Linked DNA regions of Homo sapiens: regions 1 and 3 are each linked to region 2. Evidence: chromatin contacts called from ENCODE Hi-C or POLR2A ChIA-PET data. All regions are on one chromosome and are shown on one strand. The core of a region is the stretch at or near the end of the contact, and the rest is flanking DNA. Distances in the headings are between cores, read along the strand shown.

What was found. A loop is a pair of places that touch in the nucleus more often than their neighbours do. ChIA-PET counts read pairs that join two places held with the same protein, here RNA polymerase II (POLR2A). Pooled maps may share reads with other maps.
Region 1: a map of mammary epithelial cell shows a loop between it and region 2 (3-fold over the local background). The contact joins the enhancer-like site here to the promoter of SOX9 in region 2. A Hi-C loop is called at or near these places in 3 of 168 maps with a recorded cell type or tissue (Calu3, breast epithelium and mammary epithelial cell) and 2 of 50 pooled maps. POLR2A ChIA-PET finds 5 or more read pairs at or near these places in 1 of 52 experiments (activated T-cell).
Region 3: POLR2A ChIA-PET joins it to region 2 with 28 read pairs in HepG2. The contact joins the enhancer-like site here to the promoter of SOX9 in region 2. A Hi-C loop is called at or near these places in 6 of 168 maps with a recorded cell type or tissue (A673, Caco-2, HCT116 and 3 more). POLR2A ChIA-PET finds 5 or more read pairs at or near these places in 16 of 52 experiments (A549, A673, AG04450 and 11 more).

The regions. Positions count from the first base shown.
Region 1 is chr17:71,791,365-71,795,769 of GRCh38, forward strand. No RefSeq gene overlaps it. Among named protein-coding and RNA genes, the nearest start is that of ROCR, 230 kb to the right of the region's middle. Within about 2 kb of position 1,772, at least 2 of the 41 ENCODE cell types and tissues checked have a DNase peak (open chromatin) inside an H3K27ac peak, as active enhancers do; they include mammary epithelial cell, where a contact is called at or near this core.
Region 2 is chr17:72,118,455-72,122,439 of GRCh38, forward strand. SOX9 (SRY-box transcription factor 9) reads left to right here and starts at 2,566. Exons shown (of 3, transcript NM_000346.4): 1 at 2,566-3,368. The coding sequence starts at 2,938. It also overlaps a transcript of SOX9-AS1 not described here. RefSeq lists an enhancer at 1,229-1,729, promoters at 1,831-2,598, 2,453-2,598 and silencers at 2,212-2,541, 3,452-3,551.
Region 3 is chr17:72,443,138-72,447,658 of GRCh38, forward strand. All of the region lies in intron 1 of LINC00673 (long intergenic non-protein coding RNA 673), which reads right to left. Among named protein-coding and RNA genes, the nearest start is that of LINC02003, 100 kb to the left of the region's middle. Within about 2 kb of position 2,580, at least 7 of the 41 ENCODE cell types and tissues checked have a DNase peak (open chromatin) inside an H3K27ac peak, as active enhancers do; they include IMR-90 and stomach, where a contact is called at or near this core.

The sequences.
Region 1 (4,405 bases), core at 522-3,021, 330 kb before region 2:
GATGGTTTTCGAATTGACTTCTTTTAAAATAACTTATATTACAAAGTTGGTTTTCTGCTCCTGCCAGCCTTAACCAGAACTGCTTCCGTGTGCCTCCTTAGAAACTCCCATCCCAAGCAGATCTTTCTACCTTCCACTCATGCACATGTGCACACACACACCCACACCCACACACACACACGTTTATTCTAGTAAACTCCTACTCCTGCAGGAAATCATGAAGAACCCATATTTTGACATTTATACAGAAGTATCACCCCAGTATTTTAAAAGTTCTGTTTCACAACTGTAAGCCTAGCACTCTAGAGGGCTGAGGTGAGAGGAACACTTGAGGCCAGGAGTTCGAGACCAGCCTGAGCAATGTATGTAGCAAGACCCAGTCTCTATGAAATAAATAAATAAATAAAAATTAGTAAGCATGGTGGCACACACCTGTAGTTCCAGCTACTCAGGAGACTGAGGTGGAAGGATCACTTGAGCCCAGGAGTTCGAGGATGCAGTGAGCTATGATCGCGCCACTGCATTCCAGCCTGGGTAACAGAGTGAGACCCTGTCTCAAAAAATAATAATAATAATAATAATTCTCAGTTTCCCTAAAAGGTAGAGAATAAGAACTCCTTATAGGCAAAGTTTATATTGTGGCAATGCCCTACAGTATATAAGTAAATCTTGTGTCATATAATAAGTTTTCAAATAAAAACAATTGATGTGGGTAGTAGTAATAGAAGAGAAAGTTTTGAGATAGAACAGAGTATTATGGGCGGGTGCTTATACCTCTTAGGAGAGTATTCTGCTGCACAGAAAGATCCCTAGAACTGCTTAGCCCATTTTATACTGGGTTTTCCAGTCTCAGTTGGTGACTAGACTAATAAAGATTGAATTCATTTTAGCTAGTACTTATTAAGCATATTATTGTCACACACCTACATATATGCATGCTCCCATCTCAGGGAACAATTGTCTTTGAAAATGCTCAACTTCTAATCAGAGTTCAGGAAGGGAACGGAAACTCCATTTTTATTCTCTTTCTTGTAGTCCAATAAGCTTATCCTGGTAAATAAATATCCCTGCTACAACCAGAAAGCAAGCTTTTGGTTTTCAATTTAGCTTCATCCATCTCCATGTTCTTAACTATGAGGAGAACGACAGAAGCTATAGGATTCTCAGGTCTACTGCAAACTCAAAGCATTTTAGGATGCGACAGACTTCGAGAGAGAACGCTACGGATGCCTGGATTGGACTTCATGCTCAAGACGCTGTTAGGAGGCCGTTCAGAGCCACTGAATTCAATCACCATGAGCACTCCACTCTCTCTTGTATTCACTTTCAGATACATGCACTGATTTTTGTTTCATGTCAGTTTCCGCTCTTACATTTATCTTGCAAACTAACCATTGCTAGTCTCTCCTCCCATGCAACTTTTCCAAGTGTTTGTAGGCAAATTAATAAAGACTTCGCCAGTTACCAAGGCAATTGCAATGAGGGCTCCTCAATGTGGTACCTTTATTCCAATAAGATTTTCTGTCTCCAAGGTGGAATTCCTGCCAAATTTCTCTTTTCCTCTCATTTCCCTCCTATTTGAGTAAGGTGAGAAATGAAAAGTAAAGTAGTAGGGTCGTATTTAACAGTGTCAGATGCCAGGACACACTGCTCCTTCATTGTCCCGAGGCTTTCTAAATGGAGTCAGTGCTGCCGGGAATGTTTCCTCCCTTCCAGCCCGCTTTCGCCTTCTTATAGAGTGTATCAAGCAAGTCAGTGAGCTGTGGTTTTCCTATTCAGGCCAAGGCAAGCAAGCTAAATGCGCTTTGAGTGCTGAAAGGCCTCTGGGTCACTTCATGGTATGCAATGAATCAGAAACTTACCAGGGTATTGATTCATATTCAGGACATATTTAAATGTACAAGCAATCCCTGTTTTGATTTCCATTTCCATTTTTTTAAATGTCTATGTCGAAATCTTAGGTGTGGTCAGGATTCAGATAAATATTAACATATTACAAATCATTTAGATAATGTCTTATGTTCAATTTAGATTTCATTCTGCCATTCAGGATATTCCTTTAGAAAAATAATTTGTTTATTTATCTTTTATGTTTGTTTTGCTGCTACTATATTACTGTATGTGGGGAGGGGTGAAAAGTAAAATATATACGGCATAAGACATGAAGGTAGAGACCCAATGTGATGATTAATTTTATATGTCAACTTGACTGGGCCATGGAGTGCTCAGATACTTAGTCGAACATAATTTTGGGTGTTTCTGTAAAACTGTTTTGGGGTAAGTTTAACATTTAAGTTGTAAACATTTCAATCAGTAGAGCAGACAGCCCTTCCTCATGTGGGTGGGCCTTATCCAATCAGTTGAAGGCCTAAAGAGAACAAAAAGTCTGAGCTTCCCCTGAATCATGGGGAACCCCCTCCTGCATGACTGCTTGAGCTAAAACAACATTTTTTTTTTCCTGCCTTTGGACTCAACTGAAACATTAGCTCTTCCTAGGTCTCGAGCTTGCTGGCTTTCAGACTAGAACTACACCATCAGCTCTCCCAGTTTTTAGGCCTTTGGACTCAGACTGTAACTGCACCATAGGCTCTCTTAGGTCTCCAACTTGCTGACTGCAGCTCCTGGAGCTGACTTGTCAGCCTTCATAATCACTTGAGCCCATTCCTCTTTCTCTCTGTGTGTGTATGTGTGTGTGTATATATATATATATATATATGTGTGTGTATATATATATATGTGTGTATATATATATGTGCATATATATGTATGTATGTATGGAGATATATATATAGATATATATAGATGGATATAGATAGATAGATAGAAAGATAGATACATAATCTCCATCCCATTGGTCTGTTTCTCTGGAGAATCCCAATACATTCAACTTCTTGTCAAGTACCTTCAGGATCTTAATAGATTCACTACACTCTCTAAGGTTTCTTTTCCCCTTATGTAACTGCGACAGAAAAAATGTTCAAATGCCTCCCAGTGACACTGAGATGATAAAAAGATAAATCGCAAAGAGATCCTAGAAGAATACACCATAGATATCCCCATGCACTAAGAAAATCTTTCTTATGGTTTTGTCCAGCAGAACCTAGCAACCTTTCAGCTCTGACTGAAAATGGAAGACTTAGCTCTCCATCATTGGCAAGGAAAAGCTGTCGTGTGCTGGCCTTAACCATTGAGATATTCCTTATTCCTTCTGAAAACTTGTCTCTTTTGGTGGAAAGGAATGGAATCTTATTCATAATCTTTTAACAATAAATAAACCCTAGGTGCTTAACATGAAGTAATTGAATGTGGACCTGTCTCTAATCAGAGAAAAATCGTACTTGAAATATTTTTTGTGTAAGACAAATCCTTTTTTAAAACGTTGTACTCCAGCTCTTAATGATAACAAAAAAGAGCAGAATTTTACATTATTTAAAAAGTCTCCATTTTAATGGTTCAAAATTTGGTGGACATAAAATTAACCAATATTTTTAAGAAATACCATTTTTATATTAGATTTGATTTATACAACTACACATACATTCCACATCCTGTCCTAGCACAATATTTTCACATTTAATAACTATTTACGTGAGTGAGTAGCTAAATGGCTGGAAAGTAATATTGCATGGTTGTGGAAAATACAGACTGACTCAGACTGACGGAGGTAGAGTCATGCCTTTACAAATTAATAAGTATATGACATTGCAAAAATTACTGAAACTCAAGACTTGGTCTTAACATCTACAAAATGGGATGATAGTAGTAGTGAGCCTTAAAGGAGCTAGTACATTGCATACTGTTCATTCAGCAATATACCTAGCACATAGTAAGTTTTCAATAAATACTATCACTGATTATTAGAATGATGACCTATAAATTGATCAGAAGTGCCAGAGGTAACACTTTCTAACTGTAGCTGTACTGCTACTAAAGAAGGATAACCACCTTCTCAAATTGGTACTCCTTTTCCAAAGAAAGGTATAACAGGAAGGGAAAGATGATGCAGGGCAAACTGACCATCATGAAGTACACATTCTTCTTGATGCTTTCCTTGGAGGTTCTCAGAAGAGACTGGTGAGGAAACTGAGTCATGGACATGACATAATCTCAAATATGATTATAACACTGAAAAGGACATGGGTTTCTTTTTTTATGTAGCACATTGACATAAAATGAATGCATGATACAATGGAATTACTTGCTCTATTAGTCTGTTCTCATGCTGCTAATAAAGAAATACCCAAGACTAATTATTTATAATTAGGATAATTTATAAAGGAAAAAGGTTTCATTGAATCACAGTTCAGCATGGCTGGGGAGGCCTCACAATCATGGCAGGAGGCTAATGAAGAGCAAAGTCATGTCTTACATGGCGGCAGGCAAGAGAGCATGTGCAGGGGAGCTC
Region 2 (3,985 bases), core at 1,316-3,815:
GCGCTAGACTTGGCCTGACGGTGGCAACGCTTGGCACCTGGGGGATAGGGGCCTTCTCCTGGCCTCAGTCCCCAAATTCTGCGCAGAATAGAACGGCTGGCATCTCAAGTGCTCTTTTTTCACCCGGATCTCTACAGACACAAGTTCCCTCACTGAGCTGCGCAGAGGTGGATCCGCACAGGAGGGAATATCGCGTAGGAATTCCTGCAAATATAAATCTCAGCAGCAAAGCAGTCCAGATTGACTGGAACACACCACCCCCAGCCACCACCATCCAAGTTTTCCCTGGTTCTCGGAGTTGGAAACAGTTTCTGGGCTTTTGGCGCCCCCTCTGGATACAGATGAAAACTGCAGTCCATTTTTAAGTCGCCTGTTCATAAGTTTTCAGGAAGATGTAAAATTCAAAAATGCTTGCATCAAATCAACGGGAAATGTATAAATCCCCGTCGTTTATGATGTAAAACTCTACATATTAGTATCTTATTGCATAATTGCATTAAAAGTATATTTATACATATACGTATATATCTTGACATATATTTAGTGAAATATTCCAAAATATCTTAAAGTCATAGCCCTCTTCACTGACTTTATTCCAGCAAACATGGTAATTACAATATCATACAACTAAGTACAGACGACCTGGCTAAAATGTCTGCCCGATGGTCTCCGAGTCTCCTGAATCAGGTGTCTGAGAATTACACAGTTATACTGTACACACAATGCCCTTCTACCCGGGACACAGAAATAGGTCCACACTACGCGGACTTTTTTCTCCTAGGAAAGGACGATGCTGTTCTTACACTTTCTGAAAGTAATCACAGAGCCCTGGATACGAAGCTATTGTATGCAAATCTCTTAAATTTGTAAACGAGCTATAGGGCACCAGAAACATCCCATTTGAAGAAGTTACATTCGTTAAAAAAAAAATGCTGTTGAACAAGGCTGTAACTTACTACCTTATGAAGAGTTCCATTTCCTATAAGAAATGTCGGGCTTCTTCCGAAGACAACGAGAGAAAACAAGATTTTAAGAAATTCTCCCGGAAGGACATTGATTTGGATCTTGTGATAGTGTCCTCACTTCGCAAATTAGAAAGGGAAAAAAAAACTAGTTTTTATTATGATGTGGGCCGATTCACCACAACAATAATTTAATTGAGGCGAATTTTTGCAAGAGCCCAAAAGGGTGGGGGGGGGGGGGGAGTTTAAAATTAAGAGTTTCCCAATGCTGTGCGTTTATTTGGGATTCTGAAAGCACAGAACCCGCAAGCGACCAAGACTTTTCTTCTATCCCAGAGCAGATAGCTCCGCACTTACCCAACCTGGCTCTAAGCATTTCGTGTAAACACAAAGGTTGTGCTCAAATCACACTTGAAATACATGAGAGACACCACCAATGCCTCCCCCAGAACTCCCAACTACATGCAGGTCTGAACCGACCGGACTAGAGTCAGAAGCACCGGCGCTTCACCCCTTCAGGTGTTTCGTAAATGCCAGCAAAAGCAGGCAAGCAGCATGACTCCGCCAGAGTGGAGCGTTTTGTCTGCGGTGGTGCCCATTTGTTTGGTCTTTTACAAACCAAGTGACCGGCCTGGGCCTCGCGGCCCGGGACAGCCGCATTGGCAAACTTCTATCTCTCAAAGCCAGAGCAGTTAGCAAACTCTCCCCCAGACAGGGCGACTCGGCTGACGTTTTTGACCCGGCCAGGAGGCAAAGACCAAAACGTCAGAGCAGTAGCCCTGTTACTGAGGAGCGTCGGCAGGGTCGCGGGTAGAGGGGGCTGGAGAATGACTTGTCAGAGCTCAAGGTCGATGTGGCGCGGGGCGGCCTCGAGAGCGCCGGGCTCCTGCGTGGCCACGGCCGCCGCTGCCAACCTTCGCGGGGACTTAGCTTTGCTTTCCATTGACTCCCTTTGCAAAAGCGCAGCAGAATCCTGACCAGCCGCACCAGCCCCGGCGAACCCGAGCATGTTAATCTATTTATATGGATTATTACGGAGGAACAGCGGGCGTTGAGTCACCAAAACATTTGCTTCAAAAGACTATTTCTAAGCACTTTTGCAGGCAGGCAGGCTCGCTCCAGGCGCGTAAACTCGGCTACGCATTAAGAAGCGGCTGCTTTTCGAATACTGCAAACTCCAGCTAAGTCCCCGGTGCCGCGGAGAGAGCAGTGAAAAGAAATGTCGGAGGTGGGGGTAGATCCTAGTCTAGACACACACACTTGCGCGCACACACACACACACACACACAAGATTCGCGCGGAGAAGGCACTAAAATTCTGGCATTCCGAGAGTACGACAAACTTACACACTTGGAAGTCCCGGGTCCCCCGCCTTCCCCGCAGCACCCCCCGCCCCCCCACCCTACCGTCCGCCCTTTGGCTGCGATCCCCTCCCCTCTCCTCCCCTCCCGCCTCGTCACCCAGCCCAGTGCCACAATCCTCCTCCCTCCCCAAAATCGGGTCCAATCAGCTGCCTGCCAACCCTGGGACTGCTGTGCTGTGATTGGCGGGTGGCTCTAAGGTGAGGCGGAGTATTTATTAAAGAGACCCTGGGCTGGGAGTTGGAGAGCCGAAAGCGGAGCTCGAAACTGACTGGAAACTTCAGTGGCGCGGAGACTCGCCAGTTTCAACCCCGGAAACTTTTCTTTGCAGGAGGAGAAGAGAAGGGGTGCAAGCGCCCCCACTTTTGCTCTTTTTCCTCCCCTCCTCCTCCTCTCCAATTCGCCTCCCCCCACTTGGAGCGGGCAGCTGTGAACTGGCCACCCCGCGCCTTCCTAAGTGCTCGCCGCGGTAGCCGGCCGACGCGCCAGCTTCCCCGGGAGCCGCTTGCTCCGCATCCGGGCAGCCGAGGGGAGAGGAGCCCGCGCCTCGAGTCCCCGAGCCGCCGCGGCTTCTCGCCTTTCCCGGCCACCAGCCCCCTGCCCCGGGCCCGCGTATGAATCTCCTGGACCCCTTCATGAAGATGACCGACGAGCAGGAGAAGGGCCTGTCCGGCGCCCCCAGCCCCACCATGTCCGAGGACTCCGCGGGCTCGCCCTGCCCGTCGGGCTCCGGCTCGGACACCGAGAACACGCGGCCCCAGGAGAACACGTTCCCCAAGGGCGAGCCCGATCTGAAGAAGGAGAGCGAGGAGGACAAGTTCCCCGTGTGCATCCGCGAGGCGGTCAGCCAGGTGCTCAAAGGCTACGACTGGACGCTGGTGCCCATGCCGGTGCGCGTCAACGGCTCCAGCAAGAACAAGCCGCACGTCAAGCGGCCCATGAACGCCTTCATGGTGTGGGCGCAGGCGGCGCGCAGGAAGCTCGCGGACCAGTACCCGCACTTGCACAACGCCGAGCTCAGCAAGACGCTGGGCAAGCTCTGGAGGTAGGACCCGGCGGGGGCGGCGCGGCAGGGTGGGCATCGCGGCGGCTGGGGGCGCTGGTCAGGGCTGATTTGCCCCGCCCCGCCTCCCATCGCCCGGGAGTTGCCGTTCCGGGAGCCGGCGGGATGGGGTTGGGAGTGGGAATGGGGTGTAACTGTGGCTCAGAGTTTGACAAAGTTCTTGGGCTGCTCGCGGGGACGCGGAGGAGGGGGGTGGTAAGTGGAAGAGGTGAGGGAGGTAGCTGGAGGATGGACGAAGACTGGTGGGAGACGGAAGGAGGGGGCTGCCAGCCTGCTCTCCAGTCGCCTGGAAGCTCAATCGGGGCGGGGAAGTGAAACTTGCCTCCCTCCTACCCGGCCTCTTAAAACTGCACTCTCTCGTGCAGCCCCACTGTCCACGGAGATGGGGCAAGGGAGAAACCGAGGTTGGAGGAGACCCTTGGCAGGAACTGGGAGGCGGGAGGAGGGAGGCTACTGGAAATAGGTGGGAGTGTATGGTGGGGGGTGAGAATTGGGGACCTTCTTGCAGCTTAAGTAATTTGGGGGAAAGTTTTCAAAGGGGGTTGGGGTTGGGGGCGGTAAGTCGAGCAGCAAAGGCGTTTAGGGGGCAGCACCGGGAG
Region 3 (4,521 bases), core at 1,330-3,829, 320 kb after region 2:
CAGTGAAATATGGGTGCCCAACTTTGGGGTAAAGGAAAGCCTTGGGGTGGAAGCAAAGCCAAGCCTAAAACTCCCAGCCCAGCCATTATTCTCTAGACCTCAGGGCCTGCAAGATTCATACTGTCCTCCCAAAAAATGTCCTGGGCCTCTTGTGTAGACATTCATACCAACTAGGCCCTTCAACCAGAAGATACTTAGAGAAGACTCCAAAGTTCCCAACCTCTAGGCATTTGAGAATTCATAACCAAAACCAGGCTCTCAGTTTAAAGCGATACTGTGATGAGTGACAAAACACGTGAGCCTTTTGAGCCCATCTGCAGAAAGTGTCCACTTGACACGGTCACACAATGAGTAGCCTCTGAGGTGCCCGGGGCCACCTCTCACCCAGGCAACAGCAGAAGGAACTGGGGACTTATACTAACACCAAATCAGAACCTACTACTTTCAGACACTGCCAAGAAGCAGAAGACCGCAATTTATTGGTTAAGAAAAATACTGCCATAATTAATTATTCATCTCTGCCAATAACAATAACAACCAATAGTGAGAACACATGATCCTATTTGCATTTCTTTTCTCCATCTAAAATAAATTTACCAATAAAAATTTAAAAATAAATAAGGCCAGGCACGCTTGCTCACACCTGTAATCTCAGCAATTTGGGAGGCAGAGGTGGGAGGACTGCTTGAGGCCAGGAGTTCAATACCAGCCTGGTCAACATAGGAAGACCCTGTCTCTACCTTATTTCTTTTTTATTTTTTGAGACAGAGTCTCGCTCTGTTGTCCAGGCTGGAGTGCAGTGGTGTGATCTTGGCTCACTGCAAACTCTGCCTCCTGGGTTCAAGCTATTCTCCTGCCTCAGCCTCCCGAGTAGCTGGGATTAGAGGTGCGTACCACCTACACCCGGCTAATTTTTGTATTTTTAGTAGAGATGGGGTTTCACCATATTGGCCAGGCTGATCTCAAACTGGCTGGTCTCGAACTCCTGACCTCGTGATTTGCCCGCCTCAGCCTCTCAAAGTGCTGGGATTACAGGCGTGAGCCACCACGCCCAGCCTCTACCTTTTTTACAAATGAAAAATAAAAATAAATAAATACTCCATAATCCCACAGCTCTGAGCATGCTGTAAGTCTGAGAGGTAAATAATCAGGTTTCAATGTTAAATGTCAATCCCCTTTCATCCTCCTTTCCCTAGAAGCAGCCAAGTATAAATCAGAGTCGCAGGGATGTAGGAATCCAAAATGCAGAACTTCCCAACAGCAGTTGGGGTTTAATTTGCCACACATCTCCCACTCTGGAGGTATTAACTCAAATCCTGATGGGGCATCGATGGCGTGGCCGATGCTATGTTGGGAGCTAGGGCTTCGCCTCTGCCTGTGTGGTGTGTATTCCAGAGGGACACAGGTCAAAACAAGTAAACACAAACATTCAGTTATAAATCATGAAGTTTCTGCAAAGTAGAATGATATGGGGGTGGGAACAGCATCACAGCAACTGCAAAGGCCCCTCCAAGAAAATGACATGAAGCAGATGCCTGACACAGATACAGTCAGCTGCATGAATGAACCTAGGGAGCTGCGTGCTGGCTGCACCCCAGGCAGAACTGGGGTGGACCCCAGCTCCAAAGCCGCACCGTAGAAAGCGGAAATTCTGAAAATGTTTTAAAAAAATAATTAGACTCGGGAGAACACAAGACCCATGAGGATACAGGCTGGGGAACACTCCTTTTTACAAACTGCAGGCATGACCTCGAGGTAAGGTGAGAAACACAGAGAGCCCTGGAGAGCAGTCCTTGTTCTAGCACCTTCCACCGAGCTCAGTAACACGACAGTACATTTTGAAGCAAAGGGAAAAATCATGAGATGTTGCCTTTACCAGATAACTCATCTTGCTAAGGCACCTTTACCCCTCGTGGTCTTGAGGGTTCTGGGAAGGCATTGATGAGGACCTCCAGTACGTCCACCCAGCATTTTATTATCATAAGTGCGAAGCTTGGTTACAATTTTACAAAATAAAATGAAGGCTTCCTGATTCCTAGTCCCTAGTTGGGATAACCTCCCCAAAGCAAGCCTGGAAAATCCCTGGGCGGCCAGGTCACTGGGGCTCAAAGTCCTCCTCCTCCCCGCCCCACCCACCCATGGAAAAGTACTGGCATCTCAGCGGCTGGGTTTCTTCCAGGAGGCCCTGCTGGGGATGTGTCAGTGCCCCCAACCCGAAGCCCACAGGGAAATCTCACCCCACTGGGTTGAGCCCCAACCTCCCACTCTGGCCCCATTGGTTTCACACCCTTGAACAATCCTGCCCAAATAACCTAGCAGCTAAGTGTGGCCAGGGGCCAGGAAAAAAGCCCTGAAAAGCAGTGAGCTCTTCAGATCCGAGAGCTCACAGCTTGGCTGGGACGCTGCCCACTGTGGAAAATGGAACGTGAAGATCTGGTACAGTGAGGGTGGTGGGGGAGGGAAGCCCTGACCCCACCCAGCCTGCGTAAGAGCAGAGGGTCAACTTCCCAGGGTATCTGGAAAGCTCTGGCAAGGGTGGGCAGAGGTGGGTGGCGATGGGGCCGGCGGACACACGGCCTCGTGCTTTTCATGCGATGACACACCTGACTGGCCAGGCACACCTGGACGTCGGGGCAGGCCAAGCTTTCCAACAGTCACTCACTGTTCCTTGAGTGGAGAGGCCTGGCAGCCACGCTCCTCACAGACAGGGGGGTTTTTCTCCTTCTTGGTAGGCCACGCCTCCCCCGGGCACATACTGCCTCTGTCCGAGGGTTTCGTCCAAGCCCTGGGCTCTGACCACAAAAAGCGCCCTTTTCTTTGGCGGGCTCACCTCAGACGTGAGGTACCAGAGAGCCAAACCGTCTGCTAAAAGGACATCCCCAGCACATTTCTCCCTAGGCAGAGGGTCTGTGGCTGGCGGCCACAAACAGCACATCCTCCCTCCATCCTGGGGCCTTACAGAATTGCCCCTTGGTTCCTGCTATATTCATGGCAGAAGGACAGTAAACTAAAGGAGCTCTTGGCTTGCTCGGGGTGCTCCCGTCTGACCCAAAGCAAACTGGGTAAATCCCTGGTAAAAACCAAGTTGTTGAACACAGGGCTTCAGGTCTTGGCCCATTCGGTGTGGCCATTCCCACTCCAATGTCTCTGTGAAAATGCAAAAATAAATAAATAAATAAATAAATAAATAAATAAATAAATAAACACGAATGGCGACACCTTCCTCCAGCAGAGAGAGATTACGGCCTCCACCAAAACACTCAATGGGTTCCTGGCAGGGCTTCCACCCCAACTGTGGACACTAGATAGAGAGATGCTCTTCATGAGAGTCTTGAGGGTTCCTTGTTAAAAAAAAAAAAAAAAAAAAAAAAAAAGTGGGTTTTTTTTGGTTTTCTTTTTTTGGTCATACAAAACGTAGTTGTGAAAGGAAAAGAAAATGCCAGCCCTGTTTGACAGACATTAGATTTATGATCGTTTTTTAAGCCTCAAGTACGTCACAAGAATCGGCCCACCCACTGCACTGCCCTGATTGTAAACACGGCCAAGTGCCCATCCCTGCTCTTCCCCTATCGGACCTGGGCTCCTCCGCTTCTGAACAGCCCTTGTTTCCCTCTCCTGGTCTCTGGTGGGTTAAAAAGATGCCTGGCTGTATATATATGGAGAGCGTACACCATGGAGCTCTCTGAGCTAAAACCTCCAAGACAAACATAGCCCGCTCACGCCTTCCCCGTCTGCCGGCAGGCCGCAGATGTTAATAAACATGGTTGGGGTTTAGGGTTTGCCCACTGATTCCTCCATCCATTTTACACTCGACAAGTCAGGAGAGCATTTTTTCCCCCTTCCCTTAACGTACAAACTCAGTAAACTGTTGTAAGGCTTGGCAACAAACTTATGAATTTTGGCCTCCAGATGTGGCTGGAAATAAAAGTAAACACAGGGTGTGAGCAACTGCGTTTCAGGTTTGTGTCCTGTGAGGCTGAGTCTGCAAAAACCAGGGCTCAGAGAGACTCATTTGCCCTTTGCCATGAGACACCGGGAGATAGTTTTCCTAAAGGTAGGGATGCTGTTTGGTGCAGACAACAGATGTAGAGGTCCACTAGAAAATGTAGGTGAAGGTTTACAGTGCAGAAATTTGGCCCCCTCTCCAGAGCACCATTCATAATCCATCCCTCTTGGCCAGGGTGGGTCACAGTGTGTCCTACAGCAACTCTGGCTAGAACACAAGTCTATAGGAGGAAAGTGCTCAGATCAGAAAAAAACTGAAAAAGCCTTATCATGAGATCCATTTCTGGTACCATTCCTACGGAAGCAGGACAGAGATGTTCAAAAAGAAAGCAAAGGGTCAAGTGTAAACTGATAGGTCTACTTCAAACATGAATCAATAGGTTTTGTTTGATTTTACAGGTCGAAAGACTTGTGGGGCTTGAGGGCCTTTCAAATCAGAAGTCCAGCTTATCTATCCATAGCAAGAGGAAGGACAGAAAATACCACGCACATCTGAGAAATGTACTGCGTATATAA